Linked DNA regions of Homo sapiens: regions 2 and 3 are each linked to region 1. A link is an interaction called in ENCODE POLR2A ChIA-PET data of the cell type or tissue named here. Cell type or tissue: endothelial cell of umbilical vein. All regions are shown on one strand. Each heading gives the region's core, and the rest is flanking DNA. Links, peaks and the distances in the headings are about the cores only.

The links. Peaks named below come from ENCODE experiments on the same cell type or tissue, not always from the same donor. Only the 100,000 strongest peaks of a DNase experiment are listed, where the experiment ranks them.
Region 2: POLR2A ChIA-PET joins it to region 1 with 7 read pairs; 1 of 35 experiments calls an interaction of 5 or more read pairs at or near these places.
Region 3: POLR2A ChIA-PET joins it to region 1 with 9 read pairs; 2 of 35 experiments call an interaction of 5 or more read pairs at or near these places.

What each region holds. Positions count from the first base shown.
Region 1 is chr9:77,817,448-77,823,456 of GRCh38, reverse strand. The region is part of intron 2 of GNAQ (G protein subunit alpha q); the gene reads left to right. Among named protein-coding and RNA genes, the nearest start is that of GNA14, 170 kb to the right of the region's middle. In endothelial cell of umbilical vein, for the core only: no CTCF peak of the experiment used is centred there; DNase peaks (open chromatin) are centred at 2,916 and 3,596; H3K27ac peaks cover 577 bases.
Region 2 is chr9:78,818,632-78,824,640 of GRCh38, reverse strand. No RefSeq gene overlaps it. Among named protein-coding and RNA genes, the nearest start is that of PSAT1, 520 kb to the right of the region's middle. In endothelial cell of umbilical vein, for the core only: a CTCF peak has its summit at 3,318; a DNase peak (open chromatin) is centred at 3,310; H3K27ac peaks cover 230 bases.
Region 3 is chr9:77,710,251-77,716,259 of GRCh38, reverse strand. GNAQ (G protein subunit alpha q) reads left to right here. Exons shown (of 7, transcript NM_002072.5): 7 at 1-163. Among named protein-coding and RNA genes, the nearest start is that of GNA14, 65 kb to the right of the region's middle. In endothelial cell of umbilical vein, for the core only: no CTCF peak of the experiment used is centred there; DNase peaks (open chromatin) are centred at 1,929 and 3,259; H3K27ac peaks cover 4,000 bases.

The sequences.
Region 1 (6,009 bases), core at 1,245-5,244:
TCAAAAGTGTTAGTAGACTATAACTATATTATTATACTCTCAGTGGAAAGTTAACAGTTTCTCAGCAGTGGTCCAGGTAACTTTTTACACTTCTTATCTATAATATTTTCAAAATTTGGGTCTTTATTTAAAGTGACAAATTATATAACTTACTACAAAAAAACCAGGCCTTGTAGGATGTGAGTTATTTTCCTTCCCTTCTTCCTACTTAAATTCTAGGCCAGGCGTGGTGGCTCACGCCTGTAATCCCAGCACTTTGGGAGGCTGAGATGGGCAGATCATGAGGTCAGGAGATTGAGACCATCCTGGCTAACACGGTGAAACCCCATCTCTACTAAAAATACAAAAAATTAGCCGGGCGTTGTGGCAGACGCCTGTAGTCCCAGCTACTCAGGAGGCTGAGGCAGGAGAATGGCATGAACCCGGGAGGCGGAGCTTGCAGTGAGCCGAGATTTGCCACTGCACTCCAGCCTGCCAGCCTGGGTGACAGACCAAGACTCCTTCTCAAAGAAAAAAAAAAAAACAACTTCTAAATGCTTCATTACCGTTTTTCATAGGATAAAGAGGTATTGTTTTTGTTTCTTTATTTTTATTAATGGAACAGTTTCTGGCTCTGTTAAAGGGGCATTTAAGCAAGGTATTCTAAAAGCTCTATTCCTTCCCCAAGATTCTAGGAAAGTGAGCCTTTTACTTTCAGTTTTTCCTAACACAATTTCTTGAATGTCTGAAGCTTCAGTGGTCAGATTTCACATGGGATGTTCCAGAAAGATGATATTCCCTATGTAAGACTCTGAAATTCTTGGGAGCATTTGGGCCTTTTTTTTTTTTTTTTAATCAAAAAGCTTGTTCTTTTTATTTTTTCGCCTGTCTGAATTCTACCAACTGAACAGGGAAATCTTCTTTATCTGTTTTTCCTGTTGTCAAATAAAATAAAATTCCAAACCAGCAGCAACATACTCCTCTGGTTAATGAGATTGTAGGAGCACAGACATTACAAAGGACTAAAATGATTAGGCTTTTTCTGAGGTATAATATCAGGAAATGAACCACATAACATTATGTGATCTCAGAAATGAAGATGATATGAATCTATAAAGCAGGCATTTACCTATTATGCCAGGGTGGGGAGAAATCAGTCAATGAGTTGTTTTGTTGGTATAAAATCAACCTACAGTTGGTTGTTAGGGGTCTCAGTCTCTAGTCAGTGTTTTCAAAACATGATTTAATTCACCAACAGTCTCGTCAACAGATCTGGAGGCAAAAAAAGCTTCCATGGTCAAACAAGTTTGGAAAATTCAATAATATCCCCAATGCTAGGCTCATGGATTTATAGCACCTTTCTAGGTAAGGGCCATTGCCTTTTTATAACTTCTGTGTTCTGCAGCACAGACCTCTGTTTGACTATTTATAACCATTATTCTCCCCATTCTCTTACTTGGACTTCAGAATCCATTTGTCAAATACCTATTAACATTCCAATTAACTTAGTTTTCCATTAACTTAATTTTCCATTAATTAATGTTCCTCAGATATTCTTTGAAAGTAGTCATACAGACCATACCCTAATTGTTTTGAATTTTAATGAATATGCATATCTTTAATCTCTCTTTTCAATTTTTTTAAATCAACTGTGACTTTGTATAAACTCTCTGAAGATAAACTAGTTTTTTTGGTGGTATTAATAATGCATACATACATACACACACACACACACACACACACACACACACACCCATACTAGGATAGTACAACATCATAATTATGAAGATAATAGTAGAACTTCAGAGAGTGCAAAATTTTAAATTGTACCCCAAGATTTTATAGACCTGAAGGCAGTGTTCTTTGTAATGGAATTATGTAATTATATCAATCAACATACTCTGGAAGTGTTTGATGTAGGTTTTGCCATGCTGCATCAAGCATCTGACCTACAATGTCATTGATACTGATAATTATGACATTACAGACAAACATGAAAAAGGAAAATGTTAAGCAAAGAACCAAATAGAAGAATATTTACATGGAAAATGGTAGTGGTAGGGCCAAGAAAGAGATTGAGTTCTCTGAAAAGAAAAAAAAATATATTTTAAACAATAAAGGAGGGGTATTTCCTTTACCCAAGAAGGAATCCCCATTCTATGTTAGAATGAGCAAATAAAGCCTATAGGCCAGCAAAACCAAGAGGAGAATTGTAGTTCCAGCAAATGTTTTTTGGGAAAGACAGTATAACTATAGTCATTGATTATCTTGGTGACCATAATGGAGATTAAAAATAAAAATCTAATGATAGAAGAACAAACTTAATAATGAGTTAATAAATCAGTTTGTGAAGTCTTAATGAAAGGATATGTGGCAGTTTAATAAACTTTCTTCTCTAACATTGTAATCTAGAACATTGTATTTAACATACATTCTCTATTTTTCCTTTTCATCATTGTCTTGTGTATTGTCTAACACATGAGCGATAAATATTTGTTGAAATAATTATTAATGGTACTTTTGAGATACCACAAGATTTCATAGTAATTATAATATTTTGTACTAGGCATTTTAGAAACATCTCTTTTACTTTTCCTAACAGCCCTACAACAAATTGTTCCATCTTATAGATGAAGAAACTGAGGTTCAGGAAGGTTGAGTGACTTGTCTAAAGACACAGGGCTGGTACATGACAGAGTTATTATTGATACCTGATTTGGTCTCAGGCTGTTCAAGTTCTTCCTCTTTGCTACTGTGGTTCCCAGAATTACTAATTTGAGATTCAGTAGTCTCCATCTAATGCCAAGTTTAAGAAGGACATGGAAGCTTAGTAAAGGAGAATCAGTAGATCCTTACCACTTAAAGACTCCACACAGAAGATCTTTCGTTTTCATGAGGGGCTTCAAAAGGCTGTGTCATGTAGTAATTTCTAATTTTGCTGAGCCACATGTTGAATCATAAGTGTGGAGAGGCTGTTTTATGGGAGTGAATCACTCACAATGAGAACCCAGCCAGCAGCAGTTCAGTATGACTTTGCTGTTCTTTGTCATTTATGCAGTAATGCTCAGAAAAAGATAAAACAACAACTGTCACTCTGCATATAATGCACCTGAAAGGTCAGGGTTCAGGTTCTAATGAAGTCAGAAAACGTGAAACAGTCTGATAAATACAGTTCACGTCCAAGTTTTCTGCAGGAGATTTTATGCTAAGCAGTATTTGCAAATTTGAGAACTCAGAGATCTATTATCCAGTCAGGGCCTCCAGACTGTAATTTCACATTTGAGCAAATTTAGGCTTCAGTGACTTTCCCAATGTCACAAGAATCTAGTAGGTATTTGTACCATGGTTTATATTTTTTGTACTATTTTTCCTTTTTTTTTTTTTTTTTTTGCATTTTAAATAACTAGTAGCCTTAAGTGTCTGGCTCTTCTTCGAGTATTTTATATGCATTCTGTAATTTATCCCTCTAAAATAAGTGCTATGATTACCTCCATTTAATGGATTATGAGAGGGAGGTAATTAGGAAGCAGAGGTTGAGGATGTTAAATAGCTTGTACAAGATGACAGTCAGCTAGTACTGGGTGGAAGTGGAATTACAACACCAGCAGTCTTGTCTCAGCATCCATCATTTCACTCTGTACTTCCTTTGAGCAGAAGAAAACAAAACCAAAAAGGCTGAGGGTTTTTTTTTTTTTTCCACAGTCCATTTAGGAGTTGGTGATTTTTTTCTTTAGAGTCAAGTGCCAAAAGGAAATAAGCACTTAGAAAAAAAGTAGGAAGATGTGTGCTGCAGTTCAGAATTGAGATGAAGTCTGATGCTGGCTTGCACTTTTTCTGATTTTGAGGTCTTCTGTGTGTGTTGGGCATCCCTTCAGACAGAGCAGGCCTAATAAGCTGGATATTTGTGTCTAAGAGCTTCCACAAATGTGGAAGTTACCATTTGGCTTTCTACTTCTGGGTAGGTGTGACATTCCAGTCTAAAGCCGCCTTCAGCTGTTAATGAGATTTTGAAAATCCTTCCAAAGTGACTATGAGGTCTTTTTCATTTCACCTAAAGGCTTGGCCTGCTGTGGGCTGGGTAAGACCCACTTTGGTAGGACCTCAGTTCCTCCTTCCCTTTGCAGAAGCAAACATGGAAACATCAACACATCGAAGATTTACCTGAATTTTATGACGACTGAATCTGAAAACAAGACATTACCACATTGGCACATCTTGCGGTTTCCATGTGGTCTTTCCCTAGAATTCTGCCAGAGTTCCTGAGAGTAGCTACTTAGTTCTCACAATGTTCCCTCTAAGCCTTGCCACCAGCTTGCTAAGAATTCTGAAAGCTAGCATTCATCATTATTTCCACCCAGTATATTTTAACTGTAACTTAAAATGAAATAGAATTATATTTTACATTTTGTTTATGTGATTCATTAAATCATACTAGGTATTTTTGGGTGTTTTTTTTTTTTTTTTTTTTTTTTTTTGGAGAGATGGTATTTCTCTCTGTTACCTAGGCTGGAATGCCGTGGTGCTATCATAGCTCACTGTAACCTTGAACTCCTGGGCTCAAGTGATCCTGCTGCCTTAGCTTCCCAAGTAGCTGGGACTACAGGCACATACCACCACGCTCAGCTAATTTTTCTGTTTTTTATAGAGATGGGGTCTTGCCATGTTGCCCAGGCTGGTCTTGAACTCCTGGCCTCAAGTGATCCTTCTGCCTCTGCCTCCCAAAGTGCTAGGATTACAGGCATGAGCCAGCATGGCTGGCCCTCCCTTGCTTTTCTGTGCACAATGTTCAAAATAAACAAGATAGTCTGTTGTAATTGACTTGTTACTTGTAATATTTGAGGTGAGTTTTTTCCTTTTCATCATTGTCTTTTTCATTAATAATTGTTTAATTTAGCTTAACTACTTATAATTTTTACTACTATTTCACATTCGACATTTGGACAAATAGAAAAAAAGTATCTAATTTATCTTCCTACTCTAACATACTAGAAAATATTGTTTCCACATACAGAACTTTTTTTTTTTTTTTTTACAAAAAATTGAGAGTATTGCATTTCCATTGGGAACGTTTATATGCACAATTTTAAAAATCTGTATATATTTTGTAAAATGCTGTCATACTTTTAAATAACTTAGAGAATCTGAGATGAAAGCTCTTACATAAATGCAAATTATGGTTGATTATATTTGAATGTCATTTTCCAAAACAGCAAGGATGGAATGAAACAACAAAGCTTAGGAGGCAGTAAAAGTGACTTAGAAATTCCAACCTAGGTGAAGGCAACATGGTGATTGCTCTGTTTTTGAGGGCAATATTCTCTCTCAGTTTTGATGGAGGTTGACTTCTGAGTAACGGGTTTATAGCAGAGACAAATATAACTTACACTGTAGAGGTTAATTTGAATTCAGAGTCAACATGAAACTTTCTCACAAGACAGTTTTTTTTTGTTTTGTTTTTGTTTTTGTTTTTTTTGTTTTTTGCAGTCAAAAGAAAGTAGCTTCTTTTAACTGTGAACAGCAGTCACAGTTTTTAAAAAGTGCCATGTTTATTTTGTCCATGCTGCTTTTCCTTGGAGGGATCATTCATCTTCATCTTCACCCGCCAGCTAAATCCCACCTTCTCTCTGACACCTCGTTTGACCTCCTTGGTCCGTACACAGTTGCACTTAACACCATCCCCATGCAGCATCGCTCATGTGCGTATGTAACTGCATTCTGTTCTATATTCTCAGTTATTGTGTGACATAGTAAGTTCTTGTTTTGCTCAGTGGTACTGGGTGCTCCCAGAGGGACAGTGTCTTAACATTTTGGTGCTCTGTGCGTTGTAGATGTATTCATTATATATTTACAATCATACAGCTTATGGCTAGATGAGCTCTTTGGTGATTTGGTTTAATTGCCTTTTCTTATGAACACAGAAAATTAAGTTATAAAGAGGAAAAGTAGTTTCTCCTAAAGGTTATGACCAGTGTTATGGGTAAAGCCAGAATTAGAAGTTAGAATGCCTAATTTCTAGTGTAGTTCAGTTCC
Region 2 (6,009 bases), core at 917-4,916, 1.0 Mb before region 1:
CATATGTTGAAGCCCTGACCCCCAGTGTGGCTGTATTTGGAGATGCTGCCTCTAGCAAAGTAATTAAGGTCAAATGAGATCATGAGAATGGGCCCTTATCTGATAGTATTAGTGTTCTTATAAGAGGAGACAATAGAGAACTCAGTCTCTTTCTCCACATATGTGCACGAAGAAAGTCCATCTGAGGACGCAGTGGGAAGGTGGCCATCTGTAAGCCAGAAAGAGAGCCCTCACCAAGAACTGAATTGACCAGAACCTTGATGTTAGATTTTCCAGCCTTCAGAATCGTGAGAAAATAAATTTATGTTGTTTAATCCACTCAGTCTATGGTGTTTTGTTATGGCAGCAGAGCAGGCTAAGACATCTCAACTTGAGACTCTTGAATGGAGCTCTTAGTAGGTTTCCCCCAAGTCTCACCATTATCTCTGTTTCCCCAGCAATGTGGTTACTGCAAACTTGTGGATACACTGAAGTCATAGCGTTTCCTTATTCCTCTTCTGTGGTTCTGTTACTACTTGAAACACATGCAGACATGATCTCCCTCCAAATTGTCCCATTTATGCCATTCTCATTCCCATACCCTCCCCAATCATCTCTTTTGGCTTCAAATGAAGCCTGAGATTTCTATGCCCTTAGACCCTGCAATTTGAATTGTTGTCCTCTCAAGCCTGAAGCCTAATCCTACAATTCTGTTAGTTCTAAAGCTGAATGACCAAGGCCTATGTCCTCTTCTTTTTCCCTTGCCTAGCCTGAAGCACAGAAGCCCAAGCATGGAGCGGTCAAGCCATTCAAGTTTGAAAAATAGTTCCCTTCTCTAGCCCTGATGTAAGAGCTAATCTAATTATCAAACCTTACTCTACTTCTCCATGGATGAGGCTGAGATTTTATTTTCTTTGGTGGGAGAGAAGAACAGAAGAAATACACAGTGAGTACTTTGGTGCACCATCTGGTGTGCCCCTTTAGGACCTAAGCACTGATCCCTGAGCTCTTAGAAATGCTGGCTTCTGATAACTCACAGCTGAATCACCTTCTAAGAACTGAATTGAACCCTACTGAAGAGAGCCACCACATTCAAGGTGATTCAGTTTCCTGGGGTAGCCTATGTCCAATTACAGGTAGATTTGGGGGCACCAACGCTAGCTGCCTTGCCTCAAGGTAGCATAAGTCAAAGAGCCATTGAAGGTTTAGAGCTCCCAGCAGGATTGGCTGGGGCCTTGGTTGAGATTGCATCTCAGTTCAATTTTCCCGTCTGCTCAATCCTAGTTCTTTCACTCACTCACAAGCACTGATTCTGAAGGTGTTCGCAATAAACCTCTGCAAATAAGTATTCACCTTAGAATCTATTTCCTGTGGAAGCCAACCTAAGACAGGTTAGGCAAACAACTAATACATTGCTAGTGGTATAAATTTTTCTTTAAGATATTCTAAAAGGAAGTTTACAAAGTTCTTTTCTCCTCTGCTCAACTGCCCATTGATCAAGAGCTCCATTCCATACCTTTCTTTACATTAATCCCTGGAGAGTGTTAGGCTTGCATAGTTCTGAGTTAAATTCCAATGCTTCCATGGTTGACTAAGGTCAGCTGAATTTATGGGTCACCCTTAAGTAGGTTAAGTAGATTGAGCAGTACACTGCCTGGCTTGCCTTAGGCTCTCAAAGGAATAAATATTCTTTTATAAAAACACACCACACCACTGCTCCAATTAGGATATGTGTTTCCTATTCTATCAGCCTTGTGCTTCATTCGCTATTTCAAAAATAATACGGTACCTTCTATGTGCAAGGCATTGTGCTTATCAGGGACTATGGAAGTACCAAAAATCTGTCACAAGCTTTTCTCTAAAAAATTGGATGCCATACTGAAAACAGTGAGAAGCATTCAGTAAATGTCAACTCAAGATGAGGCTCCAGGTTAGATACTGTAGGAGAGATTAGGGAATATAAGACAAAATGTGCCCTCAGATACAGTACCATCTAGTTGAGGAGAGAAGGCTTTCAGAAGGCAATATATGCCCAGCTCCAGAGGAATGTTTGCTACAAAAGCACAAAATGTGACAGCATTAAAAGGGGCAAAGAATAACAAAAAGAGACTCCCAGAAAGAGGGCAGCAATAAATAAAACGTCACCTCTATAAAGTGGCCTGGGCACAAATCAAGGCTAACTTTTCACTCGATTGCTCCATTTTACTTTCTCAGAAGAGATCTTTTTCCTTCTTTCACATAGAAGAAAATTGAATTTTTTTCTTGTTAGGAAGACCCTTCAACTTCAGACAGTAAACATTAACCTCCTGCATAATGAAACCTCAAGACTGGATCTCTAGGAAATTTTCTACTTTTGCCAGTCTTGTGAGGAAGGTGTTCATTTTCATGGCTGGATTGTCAACTTCTTCTGCTTTATAAACTTTTTGTTTCTAATGATAATTTTGGTAGACTTTGAAGGAAATCAGCTCAAATGTTGAACTTCATTTTCTGATTACTTATTACACACACACATACACAACAACCACTATTTGAAACTCATTTCCTGAAAGGTTAAGGTTTAAATGAAGATTGGCTGACCCATTTTAGAAGCACATTAAATGGGCTTGGATTGTCTGCATCATACAGTGGGCAGATTTCTCATGGTGAAGCAGGAGAATAGGGTCTAGAGGCAGGGAGCCTGGGGCTGTTTTGCCCCGACTTCCTGGAACTAAATTGAAAGGAAAACCCTAACTTTCCACGCCTGGGTAACAAAGGGACCAGAGGCTACTCCCTTTGCAAACCCCCAACCTTTTCTGCATGGCAGATGAGAAGTTAGCTTTCTGCAACCTATCAGACTGATTGCCGGTGGAGTCTTTGTTTGCAACTTTGTAAATTCACCTTAGCCTCTGATTGGTTGAAAAAAGCAACCAATCAGATGTTTGCACAGGAGTGTGACCTTTGTAACGCCACTTCAGCTTCTGATTGGTTGCTTTCGGCAACCAGTCATACCAATTGGGGTCCACCACTTCATTTACATGGGTGAGCATGAAGTGGCCAATGGGAAACCTGTAGGGGGTATTTGGACCGGAGAAGATTCTGTATCCAGGCCCTTGACCTGCTGCTCTGGCTGCTCCCGCACTGTGGAGTATACTTTCATTTCAATAAATTCCTGCTTTTGTTCTTTTGTTGCTTCATTCTTTCCTTGCTTTCTTGGGAGTTTTGTCCAATTCTTTGTTCAAAATGCCAAGAACCTGGACAGCTTGCAATCAAGACCCTCTACCAAGTGACAATGGCGTCCATTATTAAATGAATGACAAATGATTGGCACCCTTCCTTTCCGTGACCAAAACTATTGATAGGAGACACCTACTGGTGGTTTCTAGAAATTACAACAGCAGGTTCAGCATAAAGATCTCGGTGAGGGCTGATAACTGGATCTTTATGAGGGCCAAAAGTGCATGAGGCAATGTCGAGTTTTTTCAGGGAGGGAGGATATGGGATTCCTAGTTTAAATAAGGTAAAATCTTATACATTTCTCCAGTAACAGAAGTGCAATGTAACAATTTCATTTTCTCTACCACTTAAATGAAAGGAGAAAGAAGTAGATGCTTTAAAGTATATTTCATTGGTCAGGACTAACATAAAATAGTTCAACAATGATGTCACTCTTTTGAAGATCAGTATTTGAGTTAAAATCACAGTAAGAATATAAATTCAAGACTTGAAACCACTCTAAGAATATCCTTACTAGAGCTATTATAAACTTTCATTTTCTACCTGTAATTCATGAAATATATCCGTCCTCTTTGCACCTGATTTTCAAGTTAGCTTGCATCTCTGCACAGCTTTAATGTCACTGGTGACTGGTCATATATGGCACTTTTCTTCAATGGTAATCTTATTTTTTCTCCATTACTGAGTGTTTTCCATTTCAGCCTTCTACTAATAGTCTTGCTTTATTGAGTTTATTGGACTATCTGAGGCCATATTCCAGATATTTATTGGAATATCTGAAACTCCATTCCCCATGCACATTTCCTTTAAAGAAAATTGGGTATCCATGTGAAACATGTGGCAATTCCAGACAGGAATGTTCTCGAATACCAGAATCTTGACTTAAATTTGCAGGTAAGGCCATCAGAGCTGAGCTCACACTGGGGCATAAATACCATAAATCTGGCTAAATTAGTTATCTTAAGCACAGATATTTATGAAGTTTGTGCTTGTGCAGGTATGTGTGATGTAAATAAGTAGTGTGGGTCTGGTATTAATTTCAATACCTTCACGTCAGAAAATTAGAAAACCTCCTTAGAGGTTCTAATGAGGCCCAGATCGTTTGCTAGAAATGTTATCCAGGTTCAGTGTCTGTTGATTCCTTTCTATGCCCAACACTCTTCAGTGGAATAATAGTTTCCTCATATTAGGGCTTATACTCATTGCAGGGGAAATTATCACTCTTTGTCTTCAAGAGTTCAAGACTTTATGAGTTAATAAATTCCAATCCTCCAATTCTAGGGAACACAGAGATCAGGAGAAGAAACCTTACTTTCCACTACAGATGTTTCTTTAAGCGCCCACCTTATACTAAGCAATGGGCAGGAAAGTAGGAATACATAGTCTCTCGCTTTGAAATAATCACATTCCAAGGAAGGAGATAGTAAGTAACATAGGCAATTATGACGTGACACAAACAATTTCTTTGAAAGAGAGATATTTGCAAAGTGTGATCATTTTTCTAAAAGATGCAAAGCTAGTTAGTGGCAAAATGGGAATAAAGACTGGGTCTCTGCATTTCATTCTGCTGTGCCTTTCACAGCACCACAATGGCAACCCCAGAAGAAACTTCATGTTTTGTGATAGACACGCACGCACACAGCTCAGGGCCCTGAGGCATCTATAAATGCTGAAAAGCGCTGACAGGAGAACAGTATGCCTGCCATCAGCTGTATCAGACTTTCCTAAGACAAGATGAAGCCACAGCCTGGAGAGTGTATCTCCTTCTCACCCATCTCGCCCCAGGGTCATCGTAGCCATGGCCTAAAGCAATGTGCTCTGACATAAGGCATGGCAACCACAGCAGATAAAAAGGAAAAAAAAAATGGGGTAAGATTACTTTTTTTGCTATCCTTCCTCTCCGTGGATGTGAAGGATCCATTTATTAGTCTCCATTAAAATGCAGGGGAAAGACAGGTAGTATGATAGCTATATTGCATTTGCATGATCAAATTACATAAAGGCATCCTGTGTACATGCTTTCTACAACACACATGGTTACATTAACCTATAACGTAAGCGTCTATGAAATGTATGTGCCATCAACATCTTAGATGAAGGGTAAATAAATCTCATGGGTGAAGATAAAGGAATATATTCTTTCTCTACAAGTTTCCAATTGACACTTCTTTCCTCTAATGCCCATTTTTAAAATCTTATTTCTTCTTAAATTTCATCTACCACCTTCAAGTTTCTTGCAGATACCAACTAATAAACTGTTTAATTGGTGATAATGGTAAATTAGTACCAATGGCCTGGTAAATCCAACATAATGTGCAGACCTAAAGGATACTTCAGAACAAGTTAACTTTTAATTTCATGCCACCTCAAGTATTACCATTAAGATAAAAACTTTTGCACTGATTGAGCCATTCTGTCAAAGTGACACAATTCCTGTAAATACTATCCAGTTTTAGAAGCTTCAGCTTCTTTTTGTAGTTACTTATCTACATGTTGTAAAAATCTACACTGTCCCTAGCTAATCAGTCTCAGAAAATATGTAAAATTTACAATCTTACATGTTTTATTAATAAGTAGAAATTATAAATTCATTGAAACTGTAGTTTAAAAAATATCAGAAATACTGTACTATTCTTCCCATTAAAGACCAAGGCCAAGAATATCTTTATGATGTCAGAGTAGAGAAGGGTTTCTCAAAGAGAACCCAAAATCCATGATTCATAAAATAAAATCTTTTATATATATGTGTGTAAGGTGCAATATACACATATTTGTATACTTGAGGTGGCATGAAATTAAAAGTCATCTTGTTCTGAA
Region 3 (6,009 bases), core at 917-4,916, 110 kb after region 1:
ATTCTTCATTGTTGAGTTTTGCTTCCATTAAAGTTGCCCGAGCCCCTCTCAGAATGTTTTGTATTAGTAGGAGTACTGAAATACATCTTTCCTTCCTTAACACACCTTGTGCATATTGCATTTTCCAAAATAAACAAGTTTAATGGTTTCAAAAAAAAAAAAACACCAAAAAACCTTTTCCCTTCTGTGTATAATCAGAAATAAGAGTCTCCTGTAGTGGAAATACACATATTGGTAGCATTTATCAAATTTGCTCTTTGAAAAAACTTGCCTTAATTTAGGTTATAATTAACTGGTTAAAAAAAAAAGTAAATACCTATCCAATAAAGAAAGGAGCCAGCAATCTTCAACCTGAGGCAGTCTCCCAATCAGTAAAAAGAATCCACACATCTGCCCTGGTTTACTGGGTAGCACACTGGACTCAGGCCAATGGCTGGCTTAAGAGTTTTGCCCATTTCAACACTGGCAGTGAATAGGTAGACTCCACATGGGAAAAATGACATGTCACAGGTGTCCTCTCTGAGTTTTAGAAACACATCCAGGCTTTTGAGGTCAGCTAAAAATCAGCTGCTCCTGGGAGTTTTATTAAGTGGAGGTGATGGTGGCAAGTGGCTTTCTGGAAAATAGGTACTTTTGTGGGGACTTTAAGCCACAGCAAAAGCAAAACCTGTTCCTGTTACTCCAACTGGCAGCCAGCCCTTGCTTATGGATTTTTGTTTTTCAGAATATGTCCCCTCTAAATACTAAGAGATGAGAGTGTCATTTTTGCTTAAAGGCCTTCAGCTCTCCTTGTGTGATTTAGAGACCATTTCCAGTAGATGGTATTCTCTCTCTCTGTCTTAACTGTTCAAGGAATGGCGTGGCACTGACTGTCATCTAGCACAGGCCTGGAGTGATGGTTCCCACACCCTAGTTCTGCAGAGACACTGGAGTGTTAAGCTATACAGGAGCACTCCCCTCTCTTTGGCCTTCTAACCTGAGTTTGACCCCTTTAGGACCATGATCTATTTGTACCATCATTCCAAAGACCCCCACCCAGAGGAAAAAACACAAACTCACTAAACAGTCATTGGGCCAAATATTTAACTTGACCTTTTGGCTCATAGAGCAAGCCTATGCCATCAGATTGTCTTCTGTCCTGTCTTTCTGGAAATGGTAACAAAACAGTTGGCTTGAAAGCTTCTCTGCTTTACTCCCCATCTTTCCTGCCTTCTCACATTTTTCTCTCAGGTTGTGATGCCCTGAGTCCTGCCTCTTGAGAGACAATTAAGCCATAGCAAAAAGGTGGAACTTGATGCTAAGGAACAACCAGGTACACTGCATAATGTGTGCAGAGCAATTTCAGATGGTAAACTAGCCAGTTTCTTGCTTTTTTGTCTAATTTCAAATGATTATCATACTCATGAGTTTCTCCATATTTGAAGCTCTTATTGAAATTTGATCAGGGGTGGAGAGTGAAAGGCAGTGGTTAGAAGTGGCTTTCTGGCTGATTTGTTTTAAATTACGCATTATCGTTATTTTTTTTTGTTTCATTGTCATGGCTGACTAAAACATGGATCCAGCTATTACAAGGAGCTATATCCAGTCTGTTTTAAGGGAGTCCCGTAGATTCCTGCAAAACAAGACCCTGGTTATAAAATGTAGGTCTCTTTAAAATCTAAGATGCATAGAGAGTACTGAAAAGATTATTTTCCCTTTGAATTCTTATGCCTCAAGACTATTGGAATTTGATCTCTGTTGATTTTTCTCTCTTCCTGTTTTCCTCAAGAATGCAAAGGCCAGAATATTTTTCTGTCTCATAAGCCTGTGGATAAAATAAGGCAACTTACCCTCTTTAATTAAGAGTAATCACACTGAACCATACTAACAGAGAGCTGGAAGGCAGGGCTCCCAGGTTTCAGCCCTTTCGTAGCCCTAGAGATGTTTTTGCAACTCAGGAGACTAGGCCTGTCCCACAGAGATAGACTGCTTAAAGGGCCCTGGGGACTCTCCATCTGTTTCCAGTTTGCTCCGTGTGCTTTTATGTTGGGTCTTAAAAGCATCTTAAAAGGACCAGGAAGAGACAAGGTCTGCAAATGGAGATTCCACACTGTGTCCAGCTGCCAGGACGCTAACGTAGCTGCTGCTAAGACTGTGTCTGCCCTGAGGCAGACCTCACCTAGGAGGGCATATCTGTTAGGAATCCTGGCACTGCCTGCCAACCTACTGTCCAGTCAGGGCACCAGCCAGTCATGCCTGAAGTACAGGTGCCATGTCAGGGGTTATAGCATCAATGGTTATATTCTAGGAATCTGAGCAGTCTTAGCAAAAGGGACCAGCTTGCTTTTGTCACTGAACTTGGAGTTGAGAAGAGATGCTGACACCTGGCTCTCAAAGTGCCCTGCATGCCATCCTCAGGTGCTTTAGGTGATGCCTTTCTGTAAACCTGGAGAGTGTCAGCAGGAAAGACCACCCTGGCTTACTGCACCAGAAACATATGCATTCCCTCCCCTGTGACTCAGACCCAATGACCAAAAAGCAAACTGGCCCCATACCCATGATGGGCTCTGACAAGTGGCGGCTCTGCTGGAAATACAAAATATTTAAACTCAAAAGGAATCAGTTTGGGTAGCAAATTTAACTAATACGTGTGTGTGCGTGTGCGTGTGTGTGTGTGTGTGTTTAATGTCTCAGCATCTCCAACCAACTCAATCATTGCTGAATAAAGAGGAAAACCCCACACAAATGTTTATGTCAATTGGGTAAAATCAATCCTAATATTTTTAAAAACATAGTCTCTACACATACGTGGGTACACATGTAAAATCTCAAAATGGTTTTATCTTGACGCTGTGTACACAGATACACGTGTACAAATATCCGCACATCTATACAGTGAGGCTTGCTTATCCCTATGGTTATAAGCATTTTATCTCATGGAAGGTAATTCTTCATATTGACATGATTGAGACTAAAAGTATCATAAAATCCACAGCTCACGTTTTCTTTTTTAAAAAACTGTTCTCTCACCGCTCTTTTCAAAACTCTGCCTTAATCTAGGAAAGAATACCTAATTATTGCACTTTTTTTTTTTTTAAATTGTTTTAGGAGAGTTGAACTTAGACTGGGGTTTCTCTGTCTCTGGGCAATGAGGGGATGTATTTCCAGCAGACAGGAAGAGTCTCAGACCAGGTACAAAAACTGGATGAAATGTCTGTCTCATTACGAAAGCCACACTTTAGATGCACATTCCTGTAGATGTTATCGTTTCCATTCCTGAGTTAAGTCTTCTCTGTGTAGATTGCTCACTTCCTACTACAGATGATGAATTGCCAGAACACCAGGCACATACCACACAGCTTGTACAGAACTACAGACTCAGAACAGACAGTTTGGGGACTGTGTTCTTCTATAATTATTCTTCAACCTGCTGGAGGTGCCTCGCTGCACGTTCCATACCCACTAGTCCACCCAGGGGGTTGCTGCAGGCAGTTCAGGGCAGGAGCCCCCTGCACCCTTCTAGCATTCCCTGGCCACCAGCCAAAAACCAGGAGTTGATGCCTCAGGAGTGACACGACCAGTGGGGGACAGGAGTCCGTGGATACACGCTTCTGCTGTTGGCCCTCAGTAGATAAACCTGAGTTTCATCCTACAGGTCTCTCTAGGGCCCCCAGAGCAGGACTCAGCCCCAGCTGTTATCAGTGAAACTTGCTCGCGAATGTACCCTTTATTGGCTTCTCTCTCCTGGTGGTCTTGCTTGTGCACTCTCTTGTGGTTCTTTATGACATCACTTCTCAAATTCATTGCACCCAAACTCCTAACACAGGACCTACTCTGGGGGAAATCTCAACTAAGACAGGATCAACGGATGGCTTTCATTGTCAAAGACAATGGAATAATCAACAGGCCATAACTGAGACTAGTAAACACTTTGCCTTGAATGGACTACCAGCTGCAGCTGATGGTTAAGGTTCAAGATTAGTACCTGGAACCCTAGCATAACATGAATTTGCCACAAAGGCCCACAGTGGGAGATTCTGTGGTGAGAGATATGTAGATACACAGACACACACCTGTACTAATATAATCTATACAATATGACACAACTTATTCAATACAAATTTATACAATAATATACTTATGAAAAAATTTATGTTTCTTAGAAGTTACATGTAGAGACCGGGCATGGTGACTCATGCCTGTAATCCCAGCACTTTGGGAGGCCAAGGCAGGTGGATCATTTGAGGTCAGGAGTTCGAGATGAGCCTGGCCAACATGATGAAACTTTGTCTCTACTAAAAATACAAAATTAGCCGGGCGTGGTGGCTCACACCTGTAATCCCAGCTACTAGGGAGGCTAAAGTAGGAGAATTGCCTGAACCCGCGAGGCAGAGGTTGCATTAAGCCAAGATCACTCCACTGCACTCCACTCCAGCTTGGGCGACAGAGTAAGACTCTCTCAAAAAAAAAAAAAGAAAAGAAAAAAAGTTACTTCTACAGCATTTTAAAGAGATAAGTTAATAGTTAATAATCATTATTTTAGAGGTAGAGATGGGGGTCTTACCATGTTGCCTAGGCTGGTCTTGAACTCCTGGCCTCAAGCGATCTCCCCAGGAACTTGGTCTCCCCAGTAGCTGGGACTACAGGCATGCACCACCTCACCCAACTAATAGTAACTTTTAATTGTTGAAGAAAAGTGACTTAGACATTTTTATTTTACTTTCATCTGTTAAGAGGGACCCTGTACTCCCTTCCTCCACCTGCCCAGCACTGTCTATTGACTCCCAGGATGAGCATCCACACCAGCCCTGAGTAATTGATTCCAGATGCTCAGATCGGCTGCCTCCTGGGAGACACCCATGGACTTTTGTTCTTGCTCCTCAGGCCAGAGGATGGTGCTGACATAGAGGCAGAAAGGAAAGAGGAAAGAATCTTCCATCAGAGAATTGGCACATATGGTGACATTTAATCATTGGGAGAAAATCAGAGAAGAGAGAACATATATTTAAAACTATCACAAAAGTAAAGGAGCATTTTCTGGGCCATGTTCTGAGAAAGAGCATCTGCCTTCAGAGAAGGAGGGGGAGGGGAGGAGGGGAAGGGGAAGGGAGAGGAGGGGAAGGGGAAGGAGGAGGGGGAGGAGAAAGAGTAGGAGGGGGAGAAGGAAGGGGAGGGGAACAAGGGGGACAGGGAGGAGGAGGGGGGATGGGGAGGGGAAGGAGGAGGGGGAGGGGAGAGGGAGGAGGAGGAGGAGGGAGAAGAAGGAAGAAGAAAAACTTTCTCCAATTTTTTATGGCTGGTAAAAGATGTCCTTAGGAAAAATAAGGAGACTATGTTGCAAAGCTTCATGAAACGAGACTTTAGAAACAGCTCTTTAGAATGAGAAGCTCTCTGCCAATGCAAAAAAAAACTATTAGGACACTATTTTGTTAGTACTAATGTCTGAATATATTGTTCTAAAATATGCTGGAATGTACTGAAATTGTATTTAACTGTCTAATTTATTAACTAAGTTCTTTGACTAGATGGTGAAGGAATGACTTTTTGAGTGGGGATTGCATGTTTGCATATTTTGAGATGGTCCACAACTAAATAAAATTGTATTCAAACCCAAATGCTGCCCTCGAGAGAAACTATTTTCCTAGATCCTAACCTATTGGGATTTTATCAGAGCCTAATCAACCTATGGGAAAGGAAATACCCAACTGCAGCTCTCTCTAGCTTTCCCCATGGGAGAAGGGAAATACCAAATACCAGTCTCCTCCAGCCGTCTTGTCCCATGTAAGGCAGGAAAAAACTGAGAGCCACTTGTGAAATTCACAGCCCAGGGGCACAGGCTCATTACAAGACTGAGGCTTAATCACAGGACTGTAGAATATTTTCCCTCCCTCAGACCTTACCACTAATTACTGAAGGCCTATTTACTGGATTTCTCTTCATCCACTACATCATATCCAGCTTTAAAAATTACAAGGCATACTAAAAGGCAAAACAAAACAAACAAACAAAAAAAACGCAGTTTGAAGAGAC